Linked DNA regions of Mus musculus: region 2 is linked to region 1. Evidence: chromatin loops called from intact Hi-C (ENCODE). Cell type or tissue: left cerebral cortex. All regions are shown on one strand.

Region 1 (8,000 bases):
ACCCACACCAGGCAGCTCCTAACTGTCTGTAACTCCAGGAATCTAATGGGCCATCATGGGCACCAAAACTCATGTCCACACATTCACATGTAACATGTATCTACACATAATTTTAAAATAATAAAATAATAAAAATAAATATATTAACATAGTACATATTTTTATTATCTCTCAAACTAGTGAGTTTCCATAACATTTCTTCATGTATCCTTAGTTTTCACTTATCCAACCCCTACCTTCTCCTCGCCTCGACTCTTCTATCCCCACTCAAACCTTTAAACCCAGTGTAAGCTCCCCTTCTCCCACAATACTGTGTTTTACTGTCCTCTCTAGCTGAATTTTTACCCTTTATAAATCTTACCCTTTATGATTGGCCCCTGTTTGCCACAATACTGACCTGCTAATGAGATGTACCCACTGACACAATGGTGGTATGAGGGTTATGGGGGTAATTAATTGCTTTCTAATTAGACATGAGGGATTCTGATCCACAGAAGGGATCCTGTGCCTGGTGCTGTAAACCTGGCCAAAAGTCCATGGCTTAGGAGACCATAGTATGGAGGGCAGAATCTAGTGTTGTTTTGCTAAACGGCCATGCTACCAAACTGCATTCTGAATATGCATGTTTATACCCACAGATTTAGGCTGCTCTCAATTTTGGAGAGAAAGTTTCCCTTTTTATTTCATGGTAGTTAATATAGAAACTCATACCTTGTTAAAGTACTAAGTATAAATAACTCTTAGTGCCCACCTGTATCAGCCTCGCCTTCCAAGTCTCAGAAAACTTTACACATTCATAAGGGAATGCAGGAGCCAGCAGATGGAGAGGCAAGCTGTGAGCTGCTGACATCCACAGAGGATATCATCTATATACACTGTCTGTATCATACACACCAACTCGCAGCAGTCAAAATTCCAGCATGACCTGAGGAGGGGGACCTGAGACCCCACTGCTATCAAAAGAGCATTGATGGCAGTTGGTGGGGGCTGAGAGAGGGAAAATCACTCTGGATGGCCACACACCATTAATTGGACTTGGGAGTTATTGATAACAAAAGAAAAAGGGCGTGGCACTGGAAGAGACATGGGGGCTCAGAAGGGAGTAGTGGTAGAGGAATGTGGTAAGCATACATTGTATAAAGGCATGGGATTTTCAAAGAATAAAAAATATTTATTATTATTATTATTAATTAATTAATTTTAAGAAGCTTCCCGACTACGTGGCATGAAGACGCCCTCCCTCATCTTCTTTCTTCTGGGGATGACTGTAGCCAGCATAATGTCATAAGGCCACCCAAAAGCAGATATTATAATAAGAATAAGGAGATCCACAGGTCTCTCCCTTCACTACCCTAACAGCGCTCTCACCATGACCATCTTAAAGATGTGACCCACCCTCCACAAGCCTGTTGTTCCTCGGCCTTGGTGGAACAGGAAGTGGGGAAGGTGGGGATGGGTGCTATATAGCCTATAGCAATCAGAAAGGAGACTTCCATCCTTTCCCTATGCTTGGGATATGTCATGGGACTCATTGCAGGCCAAACATTTTGTGCTACAGAGCAAAACTCTGCATTATCTCATCTGAGCACCCAGAGAAGCGCATGAGCGCCCAAGGTCTAAGCAACAGGAGTCGAGCTCAGCAGAGGTTTGACTGTGGCTCTCTTGAACACGGCCTCTCAGTATCACTCAGGGAGGATGATTGCAAACAGCCTTGAAGAACAGAAACTTGGAAATTTCTGAGTCTGACAGCAGCAGGGCTGAGCCATTACGGAACACACCAGCCCTTGGGAGGCAGAAGCAGAGGGTGGAAGGTTTGAGACCAGCCTGAACTATATAGTAAGTTCCTTGCTAGCCTGAGCCACATAGATCTGTCTCAACGAGATCTGATAGAAAAGGGACTGGGAGGTTAGTGTCAAGAAGAGCACTTGCCTAGCAGTCACAAGACCCTGGGTTCAATCCCCAGTGTTTCATTTTCCCCTATGCATGCGCGCCAACACACACACACACACACACACACACACACACACACACACACACACATGGGCGGTTAGGGGTAAAGAACAAACTGTTTACCCAGAAATCTAGTTAGATGGCAAATGATTTTACAGGCTTAGTACTCACATGGAATTGCATTAAAATTCCTAGCTGTTGCTTAATTTTTTTTTAAACAAGAACGCATCAAATAAAAAGGGGGGGGGCTAAATACACAGGGAGTCATTTTCAATCACATTTAAATCAAATATACTGAACCTCACTAATTTTAACTCTTAATTTTAATAGTTGACATGATTTTGGTCTGCGTGTGTGTGTGTGTGTGTGTGTGTGTGTGTGTGTGTGAAATTTCTTTAGGATAAAAACAAATAAAGCAAAAGCAGAAAGGCTCCCCTGTGCCCTGCACATCTGATGGCTTCAGCCTGGTTCTCCCGAGTGCAGGAAGGAAGAGTTAGCCATTCTTTCTTACCCGGTTTTGTCTCCTGTGTGCTCACCGCTCACCTCCGAGGCTGCTGCAGGGGACAAACAAAAGCAGCATCAGGACAGACACCTGACACCGGAGCCCTTGACTGGTGTCAACCCACTGGGGTCTCCCGGGACACCAGGGTCTGGCATTCGTTTTCATTCCATTCCTGGCCAGAGCAGGAAGTGCCTTACCTGCCATTGTTCAAGCGGCCCAGAGATGGGACTAAACCCAGGGCAGGGAAGCCCTGCTCCCAAGCACGAGGATGAAAAGAGATGAATAATGAATAAGTCGCCAGAACTTGAGGCCGCTGGGAAGCAGGAGGCCTGGTAAAGAGGGAGAGAATGTTAGCGGGTCCTTCCTAAGGGAGCTCAGAGGGAGGAGGCCCAGGCTCTGTGCTGAAGCTGAGGCGCTACAACAAGCACCAACTCTGGATGGGAACCAGGCGTTAGAGTCCCAAAGATCCCAAGGGGCCACTTGTACCTGCTTGACCTGCTATGGATGTTGGGGCATCCATCAATGCCCCTCCCTGTGCTATTGGCTCAGTTCCTGGGAAAGCTTATTTTCAAAAGCATTTACTGTTGTAAGTGCAATTGCTCAACAAACCCTGTGGGTTTGCCCACATATCCTTCACGCAATGGGTATCTATGAAGCCCCTCTCTGTGCTGTCACTGGAACTGAGAAGAAGGGGGTGGGGGAGGCCTGAAATGTCTCCAGACAGAGAGTCCTAGTCATAAGCTAAGCACCTATGTTGGTGGCCTGCTCGTGGCTTAGCAGCCCAGGTTTCTCTTGAGAATACAAACTCACCTCCAGGAATTCATATCCAACATTCATCATTTATGTCCAAAGCCAGAATCCAAGCCAGCTATCTTCATGGCCCTGTCTGTCGTGACTAAGGGCATCCCTGGGTTTCGTTCAGCTTGGGTCTTTCTTGAAATCATATTTCTGAGTTAAGAGTCTATTTGGAAACAGAACTCAGGCAGTGATTCTAACAGAGATATTCATATTCCTTACTAAGCCCTGGGTGTCTGAACAACAAATGGGGAATTCTAAGGCATCCACTGCAAAAGACAGCCTCCGCCTAGCACTGGGTGAACCAAAGACTGGGGGGTTGTTTTACTTATCACAGGGTCCTGTTCTGTAACAAGGGCACTAGGTGCCCCATACTGGCCTTGAATTTGTGGTCAGTCCTCCTGGCTCAGTAATCCCAAGTACTGGGATTACTGGCACAATCCTCTAGACCTTGCTAATTTATTATTATTATTATTATCATCATCATCATTATTATTGTTATTATTATTATTTCTGATATTCTTAAGGTAGGTACCACAGAGCTTTACCTAACCTCTGAGAAGAGCTACAGCCAGCAAGTGCTAGCCCTTTAGGGACCCTTTGAGGCAGGTTCTAGAAGTATAGAGAAAGCTGGAACTTGCAGCCAGTAGTATGGCTGACATTATTTCATTAGCACACTTTGTTAACATATATTATGTTATGATATATGTTATATATTATGGAGCCTATTCATATCCCATGTTGCCATAGTAATCATGACCATAATATTATCCATCTTGATCCTTAGTGGAACCAGTCAACTTCCTCTTCCTATGTCTGTTCCATTTTCCCAGGACCTGAAGTTCCTCTGGTCCCCATCCTCTGGTTGCTGCTCTGTTTCCTGTGTGGTCCGTGTTTCCTCTCTTCCCATCTTTTCTGTAAAGCTCTTCTATCGGGTTCATCCTAAGCCCAAACTAGCGCTCACTGTGCATGGAGAAGAGTCCAGGGAACAGAGGACATCGCCATCACTGTTAATCTTGCCCACCAACTTGGTTAGATTGAGAAGCACCATGTTTTTGTCTATGAGTGGTCTCTGAGTGTTTTTTTTTTTTTAAGATGAATTTACCCTGGATGTGGACAGCGCCATCTGGTGGTCGGGTCCTGGATAGACTAAAAGGAGGGAACCAGCCAGTGGCCGGTCCCCCTCCTTCACAACTACCGTGGTGTGAGCAAGCTCTTGACTCTGCCGCAGTGCTATGCTGTGGTGAACAGAGACCTCTGAGACTGTCAGGCTCTACAAATCCTTCTCAAGTTGCTTCTACCAGGCATGCGGTCACAGCAACAAAAAGTCCAGCATAGCAGTAAGTCAAAACAAACCCAGAAGCAAGCTAGCAACCTGGAATTTGGATCAAAGGCTTCAAATTCTACTTCTAGAGCCCTCATTTTAATTTGAAAAGTAGCAGATTCATCCATCCAGCCATTTGTTAGTAACCTGCATGAATTCCAGGTGACAGCTCAGTCCTTGTGGTTCTGAATCATTTCTGCATGAATCATATTGATGCTATTTTCAAACACCTGTACAAAATCCCAAATTATACCTCTGAAAACAGGAAATATAATTTGCATCGAGAATAGACTGATTTAAACCCAAACACACCTGTGCTCCAGCTGAACCTTGTCCCCTGAGTCATGTTAGGTGAATGCGTTTTCATGGACTTGCAAGATTAATCATTGAAACTTTTTTTTTTAATTTCACTTCTATGAAGCAAAAAGTTTTCTGAACAAATATATTCCAATTTCCACGACAAAGCAAACTGACTATAACATCTAGTCTAGGAACTCAGAGTCACCAAAAAAAAAAAATATTGAGAACTGGTCCCATCTAGAAAAGACTTCAGGCTACAGGGATCATTTAACGCTATACTAAATGGGCCCAGAATTCAGTTTGGAGTTCTTAGGACCATTGCAATCATCATTTCAATTAGTCTCTTCACCTGCCAGTAGTTCCTGCCTGTCTACTTGCCTTCTCTCTTACATATCTGAGAGTTTAGACACTTTTAGAGCTTCCTGTGAAACTAGTGTGCATGACTTCTGGGTGTAGTGGGATAAGATGTAGCTGTCCAGGTGCGTTTCTGACAATGTGCCTGTGGTGAGTGACACAGGCCAACTCTTGTCCCAACCAATGTGGCTTCTTGGATGCTTTACTGTTCTTGCTTTGCTTTTCTTCATCTGGTTTCTGTGATCTGGTGTCTCTCATCATGTTCTACATCAATTAGGCTGGTGGCTTCTCTCTCTCTCTCTCTCTCTCTCTCTCTCTCTCTCTCTCTCTCTCTCTCCCCCTCCTAGAGTTAGTTCTATGTGCTTCACTCCTTCATCAAACATCACTTGAATGCATACAATATCAGTCACTTATGTCAATTAACTTAGGAAAATCTTCCTGGGTAGCAGGAGGCAGAAAAGCCCTAGGACACGGACACGGACACACACACACACACACACACCTCATTCTTACAAAAAAAATTATGGAACATGAGGCCTCTCCCCAGCCCAGAGAAAACCCTGCCCCACAGGCTTAGTTTGGAGTGGACCCATTGTCTTACAAGGGGAGTGCCAGCTGCCAGACCCCACAATCCTCAACCCTGAATAAGCGTCTCAAAAAGCGAGTCTCTCTTCCTCTTCCTTCTCTTCCTGAAGCCCCCATATTTCTCTACACCAGGAGAAACTCCCTTGCACAACATTCAGCACCATCTTGGGGAGTATTATCACTGGGTGAGTGAGATTCCAACCATTTAATTCCTTAAACAGCAGAAATCCCAACTGTTCCCAGGAGCCTGAGCACTGAGTCAGAAAGAGCCCTGCTGCTTCAGTCTTTTCCTGGCCCCTGACATAGAACTGCCAAGACACTGGGTTCCCCAGCAGCAGGGATTTGTACGGACAAAAGTCCTTTCCCAACTTTAATAGACTCCTATCTTCAGACTTTGCTCCCAGGATAGGGTGGGTGGTGTGTAAACAGCTCTTGAGTCTTTCCCACTGGGCCTCTCAGGCTCATCTGACCTAGTTCTACAAGTTCAAGGCAGAGGACAGAGGATAGTATCCAACCATCACATGGTCTGTGTCCTACCCCAGCTATAAATTCTACTGGCAGTATGAGACACCACCTTTGAAAAGTGCCTTTCCCCAGTAGATTTCATATTTACACACACACACACACACACACACACACACACACACACACATATATATATATATATATATATATATATATATATATATATATATACACATACACATACACATACACATAATTAAAAATGAAGCATCTAACCCCAAACACCAGGCCCTACCCACCTGGATCTCTGGGTTTAGCACTGGGTTAGCCAATCGCAGCCTGAGGGACACACAGCTACAACTACATCACTCTGTGGTTTTCTTGACAGCTGGCCAGCCTGCCCCCCTCACCCCCAGGTTGATGCTGCTTCCTTCCCAAGCTCCGCATTCGATCCAGCCCATTGAGTCCTGGCTCTGCCACCAAATCACTGCGCATTGGTGGAGGTTATTGCCCTTCTTTGAGCCCCTGTGGCTTCATCTATTAAGCTTGGGCAATAATTTATATCTCATGGTGTTAGTATCAACTCCTTTCGTCTCACTGAGGGTCATAAGTAACAGACCTAAGATTTGCCTTTTGAAAAACAACGCATTTATAAGCAGTCACTTTGCTCACAAGTCCGTCTATTGATCTCCGTTTGAACATTTAGTTAATAGAAAAGATTTCAGACACAGCAGGGGTCCTTTAAAGGCATTTTTCACAGGGTAGCTGGTTTTAAGGAGTCCCCAAATGCTTTGGATGGCAGACAATTAGCCTGCCTTTTGCCTGAGAAATCAGACTAACCACTGGCATTGCTTGGCTAATGGAGTCTTTTGTGAACTCTCCCTAAATGGGAAATCTTTAACTCTCTAGAAAAATCTCAATCTCATTTTTCTGTGGATTCCTAATATTTCTAAATAAGCATTGGCCCTCCGGGATTTTGTAGTCAAATAACCCAAATCAAACCAAGCTCCGTAAGAGGGGTAACAAGGTATGCTATGAGAATCCATGGGAAGGAACTTGCAGAATCAGTTTGGAATGGCTACAAAGACAAGCTTGCTATGAAGCAAACTTTGTGAGCCAGAACATATGGTGGTATGTTAGCCTATCTAGGAAGAAGTACCTTGTTGAGCTACTTCAAAGGTAAATGATGACCACTGCCTCCCCCACCCCACCCCCAAGTTGAATGGCACACTTAGAGACAGGGTCAGACAGAGCCAAATCCTCTGTGACTACAGAGAAGAGTCAAAGAAGACTTGACAGAAGGCAAGAGGCTGAGGAGGCAAGAGTCATTTCAGATATAAGACACTTTAGTCATAGACATTTCCTTCTTCCATTTCTGTACACCAAATAGCAGTCATCTTGGGATATGGAACTGAGAGCCCCCAGATCTATACTCTAATTACAAGATAGCTCTCAGCAAGTATATACTGCCCATGACAGCTGCTGCCTCTCCCTAATGATTATAAGGGAGCAAGAGTTCCAGCTTACATGCAAAGCCAGTGGTTAATAGTTCTTAAGTTTAGGGAAGCTCTTCCTTAAATTTAACCCATTCTCTCTTTGCAAGACTCGTCAACTCCCATTCTGCTCTCTATGGAGATGGGAAAACAAGTTGGTGCACAATTTCAAACCCTTCAGTAAATCACAGTATTGGACTCAAAAGAGGTGGCAGATATTATTTGGCATTAT
Region 2 (8,000 bases), 76 kb before region 1:
GAGCCAAGATTTTAAGCTCTACTAAAAACAAAACAAACAAACAAAAAGACTTTTTATATTTAAGTTCATTTAAAAACTAATAGTGATATATTATTTAAAATATCATACAGTTAATATATTTGGAGTTATTTAAAATTTATATTGAGAAAAACGCATGTAAGGAAGAAGAATGTGATGTAAATCTATTTACTCAAAATATGTTTTTAAATGTTAGCAAATTCAGGTAAATTGAAAGTATGTATATTTTCTCATCATGATGCAATAAAACTTAAATCAAAATAAAATCTCTGCTCATGTGTGAACACAGGGGTTCATTGCTGTTGTTTATTTGCATGCTTGTTCGTTTAAGTTTTTCAAGACATTGTTGCTCTGTGTTGCCCTGGTTGTCCTAGAACTCACTCTGTAGACCAAGCTGATCTTGAACTCAGAGATCCGCCTGCCTCTGCCTCCTGAGTGCTGGGATGAAAGGTGTGCGCCACCATGTGCGACTTGTTGCCGTTTAATTTAGAAAGGGCAGAAATGTACAATTCTGAAGACAGGAAGCTCAAACTCAAGCACCCTCAGGGCCTGGCAAGAGCCAGCCCCTCATGGACTTCTTCCTGAATCCTCACAGGGCAACACCATTCTGAAGTCACTCCTGCGGCAGATACACCCCCCATGCCCCACCCCACCCCTGCCCCCAGCACTCCACTGCTAGTTCATCTTTGTAGGTGGTTTCTTTTCCCTCCTCATTCTACCTTTTTAAAAATCAATTTATTCCTCATATATTGCATCCTGATTGCAGTTTCCCCTCCCTCCTCTCCTCCCAGTCCCCCCTCCCTCGACATCCACTCCTCCTCCATTTCCCTTCAGGAATGAGCAGACCTCCTAGAGATATCAATCAAAGTGGGCATATCAAGTTGCAATAAGATTAGGCCCCTCCTCTCTTATTAAGTCTGGATGAGGCAAACCAGTAGGAGGACAAGGGTCCCAAAAGCAGGAATAAGAGTCAGCGACAAGCCCCCTCCCCTCTGTTAGGAGTCCCATAAAAACCCCACGTTACACAACTGTAATATCATTTTTTTTCTCTTCTCCCATTTTTCTGGTCAAAAATATTTAGTCAGTTCTGGGTTGAGAATTAAGGAATTAGTGACCAGAGTGTTGCTCAAGTAGAAGGGTCTGAGTTTGAATCCCCGGCACCCAAGTAAGAGTTGGGTGTAGTGGGGAGCGTCTGTAATCACAGCCCTGGGGGCTGGCCACAGGCGGATCCTAATGCTTTCAGGAATAGCTGGAACAGTCACCCAGGTTCAGTGAAAGACCTGTTGCAAAAAACTAAGATGGAGAGCCATAAAAGAAGACTTATGTCTGTCCTCCACACATGAGTACATACACACACGCACAAGCACATGCACAAGCACACCCACATACACACATGAACACTCACACTAGTCTTCAGCAACTTTTCTGACATCAGTGGTAACATGAGAAAGCTCCCAGTTCTCTTTTTTATCCAAACTAAAGCCATATCAATCAAAAATTTTTATTCTCTTAAAGTACTTTGTTTCTCCAGAATCTTCTTTTGGGGTTAATTCTTAATGTTTAGTGATACGTTGAAATATTACGTTTTCTTCAAGACTGTAGAGAGAGTGCATTATCAATACCAAACCAAAGCCTCTTACATCTGAGCCTGGTAAGTTGGAGCCATGTATCGTAAAGAACAGGCTTTCAGATACCATATTGCCCTCGTAGATACCACAGGGAGGTATCTCTGCTACTTGCTGTATGAATCTAGCAATGTACTAACAAGTAGCCACTAACCAAGGACACTGGCCACACCCATATTGCCTCTGCTAAAGGACTAATGTCATCTCTGGGATAGCCCCTGAAACCAGTGTATGTATGTAACCAGCCCTAACTCAGCTCTAGCCCTGGTCCAGCTGTAGCCCTGGCCCGGCTGCAGATTTCTTTGCTTAATCCCTGGAGCCCAGAGAATGAGAGAACTGACTTCAAAGCTGTCCTCTGATAGCCACGTGTGCACTGTGACATATGCACCCTTACACACAGCAGCAGCAACAACAACAACAACAACAATGATGGTGATATGAAACTATTTTAAAGTGCCCCCAAGCTGACGTCTCTTTGGATAACTGTTGCATTCATAAGTTATACTATAGTACCATGACTTGATGGATGAATTCTTTTAGAAAGTTGGTGTCTCTATTGCTCATTTTAGGTTGACATCAAGACGGGTACTTCTTAATGAAAATATTAACCAAACATAAACATTTTATTGAGAGCAGCAGTGCTCACAATTAAACTATTTCTTTTTCTTTTTGAGGACTTATTTCTTTTTATATGCATTGGTGTTTTGCCTGCCTACACGTATGTCTGTATGGGGATGTCACAGGAGTTACGGACAGTTGTGAGCTGCCGTGTGGGTGCTGGGGATTGCACCCTGGTCCTCCGGAGGAGCAGCCAGTGCTTTTATTACAACCCATCTCTCCAATCCCAACAATTTCTGTAGACTTAAGGAGGAGGACTTTAGGGACTGGGGTGGCTCCGATAATAAAGGACTTGCTGTGGAAGCATGAGAACCTGAGTTCAAATCTCAGCACCCGGCACATGAAGCTAGCAAGGTAGCATTTGTCTGTAACCTTAAAACTAGGAGAGTAGAAATAGGTACGTCCTTGGATCCCACCAGCCAGCCAGCCTATCCAAATTGATGTACACAACTTCAAGCTCTGACTTCCACATGTACGCAAATACATATGCACACACACACAGGCACACACGCACATGTGCACACACATGTGCACACACATGAATACATACAAATATATGTGATGATGCTGAAGAGTTTGGAGCTACATATCTCAGCTCCAATCCTCACTGTCCAAGGACAAAGAATGGTTACTGGCTGTGACGTATTTATCTCACCAGCAAGAAACATTAGGGCAGAAACAGCCACGCCATCCTTGGTGGGTCCCCAGGATCCTAAATCAAATAACGCTCATCAAAAGCACTCAGTGCCTCATGTGCAGCACGAAGCACTTGTTTGGGAACCAAGCTCACAAGCAGGAACTTAGGGAAAATAAATGGTAATAATGGCAAAAAAAAAAAAAAATTTACAGAACTGTAATGTTTTGTGGCTTTTTCAACCCTTCAACAAAAAATATCTCATTTCTCATTTCTATTCCTGGCGAGGCCAAAGGAAATGGCATTGCCGTATCATTTAGCTAGGAATGGCATAATTAATGAAGTCAAGAGTGGTTGCAAAAAGCTTGCGCTATTTCTGCATTGGTGTAAGATGGTTGTTATGGCAACCGTTCCTGTCAAGGACCCTGGGCAGGGCAGAGAGCATCGTCACAGCACATCTGTTTCTCCACTCTGCTGATTAGCTCTTGTTTGCAACAACAAGCAGATGGAAGTAAAAAGGGGGGAATTTTTTTTTCAGAAAAGAAGCAAATGTTTATTTTATTCAGGAGTCTGTTTTCTAATACAGAAACAGGGTGTTAGCTGCCTGGGGGGGGGGGGGATGCTGAGTACACCAGGTCTGGCTACACGGGATGCTTCTCAGTGGCTGAAACTGCAACATGAAGTCAGGCTGTACATTGCAGGTAGCAGTTTTTTTAAATGATGCCTCTCAAACTCCCATTTCAGAGCATCCTTCTGCCATACTTTTGTGTCTTGTTGGATGAGCAGGATAAACATGTTGTTTACCAGGAGCGCATCTCCCACACACAGCATCCCTTATGAACACCCTTGAAACCAAGCAAGCATGAGAATTATTTCCATCTATAAAATGGGGTTTGCACTCTCATACTGCCTGGGAACACAAATGGCTTCAGCACTTAGTAGATAAGCAGTCTGGGACACAGCATCTCCAAGCTTAACTTTGCTTAGTAGTGAGATGGGAAATAATCTCCATCATTGAGAATGAACAAAAGTGCATAATAAAAAGGCACCTATCAGAGTCAGGGTGTGGGAGCCAGTCCCAGTGAGTGAAGGCTTCCTTCCTGCTGGACGCATGCTTAGCAAGCTCCATATCCCAGAAATTCAACACTTAGCTGGCGTGTGGCAGCGGCCATAGAAGGAAGAGCTGCCTGTGCTGGCCTGAAGCTCTCTCCCTCCTCACCAAGGCTTTGCCCCTGTAGTTGGTTAAGAGACTGGGGATGTACCAGGCAGAGGCATGGTGTCTCCATAGCTGAGGAAAACTCAAGAGAATGGAGATATGTTAATATTTAATAGCTGCACACACCAGCTAAGTATATGGTGTCACTTCAGCACAGTCTACAGATAAAAACTCAATAAAAACTGATGTCATTTCTAAACACACACATACATATGCACACACACATGCACACATGCACAATGCATACATGAACACTTTCACATACACACACACATATGATATCTGTGGTCTCCTGATTTTTGCCTATATGTGAGACTTTTTTTTTTAGTATTAAACACGAACAACTATCTATTGTCTCTTTCCACTGCCTCCTTTTAATTCTGTTCAGTTTTTCCCAAGATGTGATGGCAACTCTGGTAGATTGTCAGCTACCCTCACCCATTACTAACACAAAGTAGGCTCTGCCTCTTTCTCCTACCCACAGGAAATTGTCAGGTGTTTGTTGGGTATAAATATGTGCTAAATGATACTAATGTAGATACTAGCATGAATTATACTGAAGTCTTTTAGTTCACTGAATCACAAAAGATAGATTCCAGCCATATACCCGCTCATATACCTATCCCATGTCCCTGGGCACTTGGCCAGACCAGGTATTGGGTTCTTCATAACACTCACAGTCGTACTAACAAGCATCTCACAGATGAGTCTGTGTGTTTATAAAATAACATATACAAACACTCTATACAAATGTAAGGTGCTGCCATTATATGAATATTACTGATAGAGAAACCAACCATCTGGAGGCAGTATAGGAGAAAAGAAACAATGAGAAGTTGTTTGTGTTCAACACACACAAAGGTACCTTAGCTAAAATCACAGACCAGACACGAGACAGGCACTCATGTGGTATGTGAGTGTGAGTGTGTGTTTGTGTGTGTGTTCACACACGTGTATGTCTGTGTGCATGTGTGTGTATGTGTCTATTCATGTGTGTCTGCACCCATGCATGTGAGTGCACATGTGTGTGTACAGTCACTCTGAACAAGCACCTGTGACATACAAGGCTTGAAGGAGAGGGGGACCCAAGCAGTTACCTGAGAGCCTTAGAACCATTGACACTGTGACCAAACCCCAGACTAAGAGAGGGCCCATTTCTGCGGTGCTGAGTTAAGTTAAGCTCCATGCCACTAGCAAACTTTCACAGATGTGCACATCTGACTCCAGGATTGGTGCAATGGAGTCAAGGAAGGCTTCTATGGAATCTTACCACACACGGTGCTTTTTCCAGGGGCTGTTGAAGTGCTGGAGTGACTCCTGCCTCTCAGCTCATCACAGGCACTGTGCCTATACATCCACCACCAAGGAAGTCCCTGGACAATAAAGTCATATAGCTCGTAGCAATCACAGCCAGGGAGACTTTGAAAACTGGAGTTTCAGGGCTGGGAGTGGAGCCCAGTGGTAGAGCATTTGCCTGCGTCCCAACCTCAATCTTCAGAATAAGAGAAAAAAAAAAAGATCTTGGACTTTGGTGACTCTATTGAGGGGCAGAATCATGAACTCTGGAATCTCCAACCCCTGGTCTTATCATATGAAAATAGTTTTCTATTGTCTAGATTATTTTTCTCATGGCAATCTAAAACATATTTTCTATGTAGGGACTCTCCTCCTCTTTTTCCTCCTCCATCTCTTCCTCCTCCATCTCCTCCTCCTCTTCCTCCTCCTCTTCCTCTTCCTCCTCCTTCTCTTCCTTCTCCTCCATCTCCTCCTCCTCCATCTCCTCCTCTTTCTTCTCCTCCTCCTCCACCTCCTCCTCCTCTTCCTCCTCCTCCGTCTCCTCCTCCTCCTCTTTCTTCTTCTCTTCAGCAATTTGCTCCCCAGCAGTATGTATCAGAGTATTCGCACCGTTAGCATCCTGCCTCACACACATTGCTCAGTTGACAGTGCTTTACCAGTATTTTTCTTTGTCAGCAGTGCCTACACCAGGCACCGAGGGGAAAAGGCTAGAGATGTTGATTATAGCTTCTCACAGCCCAAGTGAATTGTGAGTCTTGACATCTTGTCAACATTTGATTGTGATATGGTCACATTCTGTTAACTACCTGGTTCGTAGGATAGCCCACTTGAATTAAAATATCACACTTACATTGGTGTCATCAAAATAGAAGGAAATAATGGTTTAATTTCTCAGAAATAAAATAAGATCAAGGGTATTTTTGTGGTCTTTTAAAAATAAAGTATAGGCCATCTGCAAGTTTGATTCCACTAGCCTTGTTAGGGCAGGCACTGTTGCTGTATTTAATCTAAATCCACTTATTCACACAAACTGAAGGGAAAGCATATACAATCAATATTGCATTTAGGCTTCACATGCAGACAATGCTAATTTGAACCATTACTGATTGTACTTTTCAAAGACTGCATAAACGCTTGCCTCACTGATCTCACAAATAGGACGTTGTTCCTGTGGGTGTATATGCAGGGCCACAGAGCTGAGTGAAGCTTGGCTGGGGAAAGCGATACTCTATTTCAGTAATAAGGTATGAGGATGATGGGGGAGAAGTACAGAGGGTCAGAAAACCAAATAGAGGTGTGTAGCAGTGGGGGGACAGGGAACTGGGGGTAGCTACTAGGAAGTCCCAGATGCTAGGAAAGCAAGAGGCTCCCAGGACCCAACGGGGATGGCATTAGCTGAAATGCCCAACAAAGGAGAGAGCGAACCTGTAGAGACCATATCCAGAGGTTAGGCACAGCCCCCATTTGAGAAATGGGGTCACCTACTCATCTCAAAAATATTAGCCCAGAATTGCTCCTGTCTAAAAGAAATACAGGGACAAAGAGAAGCAGTTTGCTGGGATTAGAACAGGAGTACCTCCTTCCACATTATGCCACTCAACGAGCTGCACATCTTTGGTTAGCGTCCCTTTCAGGACACATCACTTGAAATCTAAGGAGGTATTTGCCAATCCAATAGCTTTGGTGCCTTCCTTGAGGTGCAGTCCATTCATCTGATCCCTCTGGCTTCCTCACCAAATGTTCATTCATCCAGCAAATATGCATTGAGCGCCTACTCTGGGCCAGCACTGAATGGAGAGTTTCAGGGTTCAAGTCCCCACCAAAGTTTCAAGTCCTGGGAGTCCAGACCCTCCCATACTGTGCAGAGATGACTTGTGGGCTAAGCGCAGGCTGGGTGTGAAGGCTGCAGTGGCAGGCTACTACCCAGAGATAAGAAGTAGGAGCCTCCATGTGGCCCAGGAATGTGGGAGGGAAATCCGTTGCCCACTACTGTTAGTGAAGGGGAAATTGAAAATAAACTTGGACAGATATAATACGGGATAGGAGGACTCTGCTCTCCTTCAAAGGAACCATGAGCCTCCGCCCCTGTGGGGTTCACCAGGTCCTTATGAAATGTGTATTTCTTCATTTTAATGTCAGTGGTTGCACTGTCACAAATGCAAACCTCCCAGATCACCTGGGTAACTAACTACCTGCCGTATAGTTTTAGTACCCACACTCATTTGCTATGAGACTGTGCCCGGCTCACAGAAAGCAATGGCTAGAAGCCAGAGGAGTTATTGTTCTCAAAGAGAGATCATGTGGACTGAAACGCAACCACATGGCAGTGGGTAGGGATCAGGTCAACACGTGGCATGTGGTATGCCAGACTCAAAGAACCCACACTTGTGTGCTGAGACACAATCGAGTGCTAAGGCATAAAACAATAGCCTGTCTCATCAAACTGCTGATTAGCAGGTCACTGGCTTTGTAGTTTTTAAATATTTTTAATGGGTCTATAAATATGTGATAAGAAGTTTAGATCTAGTTCCGAACTTTTAAACCTATTTAAGAAACGTTTACAATAAGTAAATAATGTAATCTGCCAGCTTTT

What was found. Peaks named below come from ENCODE experiments on the same cell type or tissue, not always from the same donor. Only the 100,000 strongest peaks of a DNase experiment are listed, where the experiment ranks them.
Region 2: it touches region 1 in a loop (5-fold over the local background); 4 of 42 quality-filtered maps call a loop at or near these places.

What each region holds. Positions count from the first base shown.
Region 1 is chr2:70,033,802-70,041,801 of GRCm38, reverse strand. It overlaps Myo3b (myosin IIIB), which reads right to left and starts at 2,676. Exons shown (of 35, transcript NM_177376.4): 1 at 2,650-2,676; 2 at 2,462-2,504. The coding sequence starts at 2,656. In left cerebral cortex, a CTCF peak has its summit at 4,389 (motif pointing left); a DNase peak (open chromatin) is centred at 809.
Region 2 is chr2:70,109,540-70,117,539 of GRCm38, reverse strand. All of the region lies in intron 7 of Myo3b (myosin IIIB), which reads right to left. Among named protein-coding and RNA genes, the nearest start is that of Myo3b, 74 kb to the right of the region's middle. In left cerebral cortex, no CTCF peak of the experiment used is centred here; a DNase peak (open chromatin) is centred at 3,313.